Regions from separate parts of the Homo sapiens genome. Here region 2 is linked to region 1. Evidence: chromatin loops called from intact Hi-C (ENCODE). Cell type or tissue: GM12878. All regions are shown on one strand. Each heading gives the region's core, and the rest is flanking DNA. Links, peaks and the distances in the headings are about the cores only. Region 1 overlaps LINC03063 (long intergenic non-protein coding RNA 3063). Region 2 overlaps PIRAT1 (PU.1 (SPI1) induced regulator of S100A8 and S100A9 alarmin transcription 1).

The links. Hi-C counts contacts between places; a loop is a spot of excess contacts. Peaks named below come from ENCODE experiments on the same cell type or tissue, not always from the same donor. Only the 100,000 strongest peaks of a DNase experiment are listed, where the experiment ranks them.
Region 2: it touches region 1 in a loop (8-fold over the local background); 1 of 110 quality-filtered maps calls a loop at or near these places.

What each region holds. Positions count from the first base shown.
Region 1 is chr2:37,567,995-37,573,374 of GRCh38, reverse strand. All of the region lies in intron 1 of LINC03063 (long intergenic non-protein coding RNA 3063), which reads right to left. Among named protein-coding and RNA genes, the nearest start is that of LINC03063, 8.2 kb to the right of the region's middle. RefSeq lists enhancers at 2,128-2,187, 2,288-2,597. In GM12878, for the core only: no CTCF peak of the experiment used is centred there; a DNase peak (open chromatin) is centred at 2,344; H3K4me3 peaks cover 885 bases; H3K27ac peaks cover 4,247 bases.
Region 2 is chr2:37,849,486-37,854,865 of GRCh38, reverse strand. All of the region lies in intron 2 of PIRAT1 (PU.1 (SPI1) induced regulator of S100A8 and S100A9 alarmin transcription 1), which reads left to right. Among named protein-coding and RNA genes, the nearest start is that of PIRAT1, 24 kb to the left of the region's middle. RefSeq lists a silencer at 1,133-1,182. In GM12878, for the core only: a CTCF peak has its summit at 2,854; DNase peaks (open chromatin) are centred at 2,310, 2,805 and 3,205; H3K4me3 peaks cover 330 bases; H3K27ac peaks cover 2,077 bases.

The DNA of each region.
Region 1 (5,380 bases), core at 63-5,062:
TAGCAACCTTATATGACAGGTCAATTATTACCTCATTTTTACAGGTGGGGAAATTAAAGCTTGGAGAGATTAAGTCACTTGCCTAAAAGCACCCCACTAGTATATGACGGTTAAGACTGAAATCCAAATCTTCCATCTCCAAATCCCATGCTCTCTCTTTACAATTCTATTCAGACTGTACTAGAGGAGGTGGTTTGTGTTGGCACACTGGTTTGGACGTTATAGACAATGAGAAAACATGGCTGAACTGTCAGTCACTGCAAGAGGGATCTTATTTTTATCTAATAGGAGGTCTTGGCTGGACAGGAACTGAGTCTCAAATACTTCCAGTGACTGGGTGGTAACTCCATGTCAGACGCTGTTCCAGGTGTCCAGGATAGATCAGTGACCAACACAGAAAGGTCTCTGGCCCCTGGAATTTACATTCTAGTGGATGAGACGGACGTGAAACAAATAATGAAATATAAAATATGTCAAGTGATGTTAAGTGCTATGGAAAAACTAAAACAGAATAGACGTGTGTGTGTGTGTGTGTGTGTGTGTGTGTGACAGAGTGTGTAAGGAGAATAGGAATTACATTTTATATATATGTAAGGTGTTTAGGAAATTTCATCAGATAAGGTCACATTTGAGAAGATCCCTAAAATAGGTGAAGGAGAAAATTTCATGGAGATCTGGGAAAACATATTCTGGATAGAGAAAAATCACAAATGCAAAGACACTAGAGTATGAGTTTAGTGAATCTGAGGAACAGGAAGAAGGCCAGTGTGTCTGGGAAGGTTTAGCCACCATGTACTTGCCTTCATTGAGCAAAAACATCCATAAGAGAAAAAACAAGTGCACGTCTTTGAAACATAAAAAATAACACAGGGTAAAAATGAGTGTTATAAAGAGGCATAAATCAAGTACTATGGGATTTCAGAGGAAGTAAAGGAGGCTTGGAATCCCAGAGAACCAGCACTTAATTCTCTATTCCAAGGTTTTCCTTTTTGTCTGAACTGTAAAATATACCATTTTCAAACTTATCTTATGTGGATTGCCAATATGAAAACAAATGAAATCAGACTACTCTAGTGAAGTGAAGGGGTGGAGGAGGTTTAGCCTTCCCAAGTTGGCCTTACTCTTTCTCATCACCAGCCACAGAAGAACCTTCATGGAACCCTGGGGCCTAGGAAACAAAGTTTGCCAGCAACAGATCTAGTCAAACTAGCTCATTTTACAAAAGAGGAATCTGAAGCCGATAGTGGGAATCTTCTTCTGGCCTCTACTGGAGTGAAGTCTCCCTGGTCTTCTGGGCTGGCCTCTGCCGCTAATGACCATAGAAACTGCTTCAGCTTCCAGTCTGAAGTTCCCACCTCCTTGTGTTGAACCTTGGCCTGACTGACTTGGAACTCCATTCTCTCTGCCTGTGGACCAATGCATTCACCTATGGGACCCATGCATTCATCATTTCTAGGGGCAGTCTGAGACCGTTGAAACAAGGAAGTCACTGCTCAGATTTGCATTGCAAATTAGATTTTGAGTCCAAAGGAAGACAATAGTCCTGAAAATTAGATTTATTGGGAGAATGTACCTCTTGAACACACAGAGATAATGACAATGAAACTGCTCTACGCTTACACCCTGAAAATGACAAGCACATCCTTGACATCATCCTTCGCATATGATGCACTTCTTTGCTTAAAATAACCTCCTTTTTAATAAATTCTACTCATCTTTCGAAGAAGCTAAATTCTCTTTCCCTGTGATGCGTTCTCAGACTTTCCCAAGCAGAATCAATCAACCCTCCATCTGTGTTCCTGTAGCACTTTTTTTCATACATTTATTATAGCCCTCATCTTATTGCATTAGAAAAATGTGTTTACATATTTTTCTTCCACTGACTCTGAGTTTCTGTTGTGAATAAGAAATATGTCTCACTCATACTGATGCCTCAGCTGCTGCTAACAGTGTTCTGGCGTTTGATACATTTGCTGATTGGCATTGTAATTCAGTACTGGCTGAGGTTATGAGAAATGAGTGTCCTTCTCAGCCATAGACTTTTTTAGAAGTTGCCAACCAGTGACAAACCATTATTAATTATTTGCTTGTCAACTTGATAAGTTATTGAAAAGTAAAATGACTGTGTGAATATCCTGTTACTGATCATTGAAAGTTTCTGATGGACAGTCCCGGCACTCACCCTTGGTCTGTTTCAGTCACAAGCCTTCTTACACATTTTTCTGTTTGCTCATCCATGCTGGATCTGTTCTGAGGCAGACACGTTGCTATGACCAACGCAGCCAGCAATGACACATTCTCCCTCATGCCTGGCCACAGCCCCTGGTAACTGTCAGCCTTGCAGATATGACTGACAAGAGTAGAAAGTAAAATCTGTGGGAAAAAATATGAAATCAGGTTCCAGTTCTCACTCCCTCATTACGTAAAAATGATACCATGTTTAGTGAGTGTTGTGTGGTGAATCTCACATGATCCTGAGACAGAAGGGGCTTTACCAGGAGAGAAGTGATTTTTCTGACAGATACATGAGCCTCGGTAATGGTGCCATTCAGCACTGAAAGGCAAACTTAAGTTCCCTTTGCCAAATTCACACTGCACATCAAAGCTACAGGGAAGGGTCAGTCCTTTTCAACAACTGCAACGTAACTAAAGCCGCTTCGTTTGCAGGAGTTCATAAAAACTAGATTATCCCAGATCCATTTTCTTAAACCAAGAACAAAACAACCTCAGTAGTAGAAAATGTCAGCTCTCACATGTCCACTGATCTTTGCCTCATCATCTAAGACTTTTTAGATTTTGTGTTGAAATACAGCTTCCCCTACCAACAGGTCTGCCCAATCATTTTTAGCCCAACTTTATAGTTAAGAGTTCAAAGTACAATATTCTTGCTTTCATGTATAAGCATTTATTTGATCACATGGGATTTACCACGTTTATTGTCAAACAATTGATCTTTTCTTCTTAAATTCCTCTAGGATTTCCATCTAGTTGATGTGGTTTTCATGTTTCTAACAGAAACAGCAAATAAGAACACAAGAGAGAAATGTTTGTATCTTGTTGAAATGTGGAGTATTCAGGGTTATCACTAAAAGGCATTTGAGACATGACCACACAGAAAAGAGAATCCAGGGAACTGTTTGGGAAGACAAATCACATTAAGGGTGTTTATTTGGATTTCTAAAATTTCCCTTTCTCTGGTTTTATTTACATTTCATTAATATGAAGTGATTCAACCTGAGTAACATTTTGTCCTACATAGCTTACTGATTTGACTTTTGCAAGCAGCCGGACACCAAGAGTGGCCCTAAACAAGTTCTTGGTTGATGCAAAGCTCCACACGTATTGAATCAGATAACTGTAAATGAAAATTGCCCTTTAAATGTAATCTCTCAAAATCACTAGAGTTCATTTCCCCTAGAGAAGCAGATAGCTTACGCACATTCCCTTAGGAAGGGGATCAAGTTTGTTACCTATAAAACTAAGAAGGCAGAACTGCTGTCAAGGGCAGGAGTTGAACTGTACAGTTTTAATTCCTAAACTGGACCCAATTCAATGGGCTTTGGTCTTGATCTTTTCCAATTTATGTTAACTAAGTCCTAATTAAGCAGAGTTCATTTTAAAGAAGTCAGATGCCAAGTCTTGTCTTTTCTACCTAGACTTTCAATATTGCAGAGCTTTTTCTTAATTAAGGTGAAGAATTCCTTTTGGCTTTCACAGGCAGAATTTTCCACTTGTTCCATTTAGAGTGCCAGTTGGCTTTCACGCTCTGCAACCATGTGCCTCTGGCACAGCTGGAAAATTTATGAACTTCTGTGGGATTAAAAAGGTGCTATATCCTTGGGAAACGTTCCTAATAACCTGAATTCCTATTTCTTCTCACCAGTGATCAATCTTTTCCAAGTAATAACTAGCAAGTGAGCAGTAAAGGCAGGGAACAATGAGATGTCAGCAGCAATGTTCCCAGAGAGATGTCCTCTCTCCCTAACCCCAGAGCTTGAATCCAACAAAGACTGATATGGGCAGTCTTTAGCCAGAGCTCTGGCTCCTATTTTGGTACCCAGGGGCAACTTGCAGATAAAGGAGAGATGGATCCTAGGCTGCCCTTATGGCTGCCTAGAATGTGATGGCTCAGTAGGAATGGCATCCCTTAAAGATTGCTAGGCACCAGAGCTAGAAGCAGAAGACCCAGTTCTAGATCCTCTTCTCCCACTGTATAATTATGAGACCTTGAAACAGCTCTCAGAATACTTCTCCAAGCCTTGGTTGTCTCACCTGTAAATAGAATATGACTAGACCACTGCTTCTCAAACTAAATGTGTAATGAAGGAACACATTTTTCCTTTCTTCCCCCCACCCCAATCTATTGTAGACTGTGTTTTTGTGAAATACAATAAAAAAATGAATTACCAGAAGAATGATGTTTGGAAGGTGCAGCAATGTCAAATTTCTATAAGAATTCTAAATGCTTACCCATACTTTCTGTACTTATCTGGCCAAAAAAAGGTAACAGTGTCTGGGCCAGCAGCAGTGCAAGGACCACACTTCGCAGAGCAATCAATCAGATGATATCTTAGGCACCTCCTGGCTCTCATAGTTTCCACTTCCTGTAGCCTGCCTGCCTCTCCACTAGATTTGCCCAAGCACCCAAATGCTAAGCTTGGTGACAAGACCAAAATTATGCTTCCGGGGTGACTTTGTCTGTTAGAGCTTCTTTTACAACATACTGTAAATTGGGTTACCTATAAACAACAAATATATTTCTCACAGTTCTAGAGGCTGAGAAGTCCAAGATCAGGATGCCAGAGGATTTGCCATCTGATGAGGGGCTTCTTCCTAGTTCACAGATGGCCGTCATCTCACTGTGTTCTCACATGGTGGAAGAAGTGAGGGCTCTCTAATTCCATTCAAGAGGGTTTCACCTTCATGCCCTAATCACCTCCAAGGGCTCCAAATACCATCATATTGGGGGTGAGAATTTTAATCTGTAAATTTGGGGTTGGGGTGGTGACACAAATATTCGGTCTGTAGTATGAAGTTGTCAACAAAGATCAAAATAACCCCTTGAACAACTAATAGTATTTCTATATCTGTGTTTCTTTCCCTATCAACCTCCCTGAACCATGATCTAGAATCCGAGCTCCACCACTTGGTATCAGGGGGCCAAAAGCAAGTTACTTAACTTCTCTGTGCCTCAGTTTTTTCATCTCTAAAATGAGAATAACATCTTCTTCATAGGGGTACTTTTGTTAAGTGTTTATTTTGATATAGTTTCAAACTTAGAGCTAGATTAGTACAAAGAAATCCTATTTCCTCATTTTTATTCTTTAATTTTTTTTTTGGAGACAGGGTCTCACTCTGTTGCCCAGGTTGGAGAGTGGTG
Region 2 (5,380 bases), core at 247-5,246, 280 kb before region 1:
TGTTGACAGCAAGCTTTATCTGAAATCTTTTCCATTATGAAAGGCTAAGGAAGCCCCATTCATCCCAGTTACCACTGCCTAGGAACCATATCATGTGACACAGGCTAATTAGAGGGCCCGGGTTTGAGTTCTGACTCTTACCTCCTCCTATCCTGGGCAGGTCACTACTGCTCTGTGCCTCAGTTTCACCAAGGAGAAATAAAATATAACAGCAAAAAACACCAAACTAGTAAAAACAAAATTATCTACCATAATAGTAAGGTATTAAGTTCTAGTAGTATCATCATATGGGAGAATCTGGTATAAACTTAATAAAGCTACAGGATAATTCAGTTGTAGTATTCAGTTTCCAGCCACATGAGAAATACCTGAAGAATATTCATTTCTAATTTTCCTCAACCCAGAAGCTGCTCAGTAAATTCCCACAAAACCACCTTAGATCTTAGGTGAGGACCAGCTTAATATTCATTTCTGATTTCCCTCAACCCAGAAGCTGCTCAGTAAATTCCCACAAAACAATCTTAGATCTTAGGTGAGGACCAGCTTTCCTTTCACAAGTGCTATGGGCAGTGCTCCCAGTGAAGCAGCCTCTGAGATGAAGTTTAGCATCCAGGATGTTTTGGGGGGAGGTTTTCTTTTATATTATGTTTTGATCAACACCTGTTGAAGGGAGGGAAAGCAAGCGGGAGTGGCCAGAGGAGGAAGTTGAGCTGCATGCAAACCCACGATGGCCTCAACAGACCACCCAGGCTCAGTCCTGGAGCTCTTCACAATGATCCCACTCTGGGCCGGGATGGCTAGCCCATCATAGCCCTGCACCAATCTAGTGTTTGGTTTTGTTTTTATTATATTTTACCTCCAGCTGGGGAAACTGAGGTGTAGAGCAAGGGTGGCCTGCCCAATGTTGGAAGAAGTAGAACCAGGACTCAAAACCCAGGCCTTGGATATCCTGTGTCACGGGACATGGGGAGTCGGAGATGGTAGATGAGATGAATGGCTAAAAGGGGCTCTGTGTGGCCCAGGACAGTGTCCACACAGTGCAGTAATCCCTCACTTTATCCACTCATTTGTTCAACTCATATTTCATATGCTTAGTTTTCTACAGGCACTGGTAGTTAAAAAATGAGTAAAGTGGCCGGGCGCGGTGGCTCATGCCTGTACTCCCAGCACTTTGGGAGGCAGAGGCGGGCTGATAACGAGATCAGAAGACCGAGACTATCCTGGTTAACATGGTGAAACCCCATCTCTACTAAAAATAGAAAAAATTAGCCAGGCGTGGTGGCAGGCACCTGTAGTCCCAGCTACTCAGGAGGCTGAGGCAGGAGAATGGCGTGAACCCAGGAGGCGGAGCTTGCAGTGAGCCAAGATTGCGCCACTGCACTCCAGCCTGGGCAACAGAGGGAGACTCCTCTCAAAAAAAAAAAAAAAAAAAAGAGTAAAGCACCATTCCTCTCCTCCATGAGCTCATATTTGCCAGGCCTATTTTTCTACAAAGTTTATTTTGAGCATCTACAAAATCAGCAAGTGTGCCTCATCTTTCACTAGGCTCATGACTCTTGTGGGTTTTTGTGAACATGCAGTTTCTCAGTCGGCAGGTCTGGCGTGGGCCTGCGGCTTTGCATCAGAAATGTAATGCTGTGGGTCCTGGCTCACTTTGAGGAGCAAAGATCTGCTCTTCAGAGGCAGGTTTGGGTTTTTTGTTTGTCTGTTTGTTTGCGTTTTAGAGATGGAGGTCTCGCTCTGTCACCCAGGCTGAAGGGCAGTGGCATGATCTCAGATCACTGTAGCCTCGACCTCCTGGGCTCAAGCGATCCTCCTGCCTCAGCCTCCTGAGTGGCTGGGGTCACAGACATGTGCCACCACACCTGGCTAACTTTTTAAAAAAATTTTTGTAGAGACAAGTTCTCACTATGTTGGCCAGGCTGGCCTTGAACTCTTGGGCCTAAGTGATCCTCCCACCTTGGCCTCCCAAAGTGTTGGGATTACAGGCTGGAGCCACTGGACCCCGCCCAAAGGCAGTTTCTACTTGGGTCTCTCTAAGTCAGTCCCACCATGTCCTCTCCCATTGGACATACCTGGAGGATGCTTCTAAAGGGACCAATGCCATGAGAAATGACTTTGCTTACTAAATGGCCTTCTGGATTCAGTGCTTCTGAGAAACCATCTTGGACTAGATGGGGCCTCTTGGGAGCCCAGCCATGGGTGCATAGGGGGCTTTCTGAGCCCTTTCTCTAGATTCCACAAGGGTTCCACATGTCACTGCCTTCACTTCACTGTCACAGAAGTGGCTTTATGGTGCTTTGTCTGTGGAAAGTACTTAGCTCTGGAAAACCACACTTGTTCATGTGAAACCTGACTAATGACAGGAACTGGACATGAGCTGGCCATTGAATTTGCTCAGGATGGTAGGATTTTCACCAGGGAGCATCCCAATGGAATCCATTCGTTTTGCTGGGCCAAAGTCAACAGGAAAATGAGAAAATTTTCCCAAATTAGGGCACAGCCCTTTCCCAATGCTGTTGAGGTGACTGCCCACCACTATGTTTAAATGCAACTTCCTTTTTGTTTTTTCAGTTTGCAGTTACTACTGATACTGCTAAATTATAGTTTGTGTACATGCACGTTTTATTCCACATGTGTAGGTGTCAGACATTTCACTAACCCAACATTTGGTGTATCTGCTGGCACATTGAGACTAAGAACTGGGAGGATACACAGTACAGGGGAATGGTTGACGTTAATTCATAGGTTGCTTTGTTTCTGTCTCAGTAAGGAAACAGGCTGCTATAGTAACACATTTTTGGGGTTTTATCTCATGGGGAAAGCAGAAAATTGCCTGTGTGAATAGCTCCACCCAGTAATTATTCACAGAACTTCAGGTATTGAAACTCACCATTTCTGTGGTTTATATTAATGGCTTCTGTAAAGTTAAAAAAAAATTAAAATACATTTCACTTTCACTCTGCCAAAGCAAGCAAACAGCCACAGGAAGGACCAAACTAAGTAGATAATTTATTTCAGATTCTTTAAATAAGGGAAAAGAACATGCAAGTCAAGGCCCTGGAACCTTCAGGAACAAGATTTACCACATTTAAGTGGTACAAATTTAAAGGCACTGGAAATACAAGAGGGAGAAAACAGAGAGGGGCCTGACCTCGGGTAATGTAACAGGGGCAGCATGGAGATAAGAAACAACTTGACAAGTAAGTTAATTACTAAGCTCACGTCCTGATTAGGACTGCGGAGGAAATAACAGGAAATGTACTAAAGAATAAAACAGGACACCACCTTCTTTGGGTAGGGTGGCCAAGACAGACCTCCCTGAGAAAGTGACATTTAAGCTGTGACCGGTAGGAGGAAAAAGAACAAGAGGGCATGTTCTCTTTCTCTAGCAATGTAGTTAATGTCTACAAAAGGGTAGAATAGATAATTTACTACTTCTCTGGCTAAGCCAACTTCCCACCTACTTCTCGGTGCCAGGGAACTAACATTTAAGGGTTTTGTGCAGGAGCTTTCTTAACCTGCAGTGCTGTGAGATGGGTTGATCTTCAGAATAGGAAGGCAGTTCAGGAGGTTAAAGAATTTGGCCAGGGTTGTACAGAGAGTATAACAGGCAGGCTTGGTTGAGAAATGCGCCACATCAGGAAAAGACAAGCACCGACTGCTTTTATATTTCCAAATAATGAATATCAACAGTTTTGACCAGTGTCTACCTTAGACACACTAGCTGGAGGGGAAAATGTAAAACTGAGTTTTAACAGTATCTCAGGCGCAGTGGCTCACGCCTGTAATCCCAGCACTTTGGGAGGCCGAGGGGGGTGGGTCATTTTAGGTCAGGAGCTGAAGACAAGCCTGGCCAACATGGTGGAACCCCATCTCTAATAAAAATACAAAAATTAGCCAGACGTGGTGGCAGTTGCCTGTAATCCAGCTACTTGGAATGCTGAGGCAGGAGAATTGCTTGAACCCAGGAGGCGGCGATTGCAGTGAGCTAAGATTGCGCCACTGCACTCCAGCCTGGGCAACAGAGCAAGACTCTGTCTCAAAAATTAAATAAATAAATAAAAAATAAAATAAAATAAATAAAAAGGTATCTCAGTGCATCAAATACATTTAGCATGACTCAGTGATTTGTAGTCTTGTCTGATTGTTACAGTGTTGGTCTCATCTCTCTCCATCCTATCTATGTCTTAGGCCTAGCAACACTGATGTTGGTGCCTGGGGCAGGTGATAGAGGAAGGAGTTACCTGTGTGTTTGCCTGTTTGTCAGTGGTGGGCAGATTGTCTTGGCTCAGTCTCCTCTTCTGTTGTTTGACCCACAGAAAATGTGCTACCTCTTGGTTGCATAGGTGGGCTTTCCTCTGGGTTCGTGGATTGGTTCTTTGGCTGGTAGTGGTGAAGGAGGGAACTCACTGAAGCACCTGTCCACCCTCACTGCACATGTGAAGTCCGCCCCTCAGTCCATTTCACCACCGTCTCTTTTCACCATCCTTGATGGATGGGTTTTGGAGTGACCATATCATGATGGCCTAGGTCTCAGCTACTTTCTACACTATTTTCTTGATTGACCTACATGGAGAAAGTTTCTATCTTTGTTCCTCCATTGAGTGGTAAGAAGCCAAGCTGTCTTCCCTGACCCCTCAACCTCCCATTCACCCTTTCTGCTCCACTTTCTCCCATACCCTTGCATCATCAGGCTATCTGTCAGTTCAGTGGTTTAGTGCTCAGCTGAGCCAGGACCTGACTAAGATGGGAGGTTGAGGGAAGTGGTGGTGGTGGTGGGGTGGGGTGGGGCAAGTCAGGAGTCACTGATTGCACAGGAAGGGAACTTTCTATTCTTTTCTCTCATTTCCTTAATAAAGACGAGAGAGAAGTCATCATAAAGGTGCTGTTGGTTCACTCCCTCTTAGAAACTCTGTGGCACGGTGTGGCACCTTCTGTTCTTAGCTATGAGCAATCTTTCCAACCTTGCATTGGGTTGGATTGGTGGAGGGAAGGGGGCTCCCCAATCTGTACCTCACATTCTTATGTTCTAGAAAGTAGGTGGCAAAGCCAGGATTTAAATCCAGGCTATGTGGCCCCAAAGCCCATGACCTTTTCTCTACGTAGCGCCATCTCCGCTATGTACTATATTTTAGAGTGGAGCATGCTTTGAAAAAAAATTAAATTTCCAAGCCAAGAAAAAGAGTACAAGGGAGTGTGGGGATGGGGGTGAGGTGGGTGGATATTTTTTAAGTCTTTGCACAAAATTTAGGTAGAAGAAACCAAAAGGGGTGGGTATGAAGGATGTGAAGTTAAAATATCTAAATTTCTGAAACAAATACTATGAGTTTTGCCTGGGAAACATGTACTAATCACTTCCTCAAGTGAATGAAAGCTT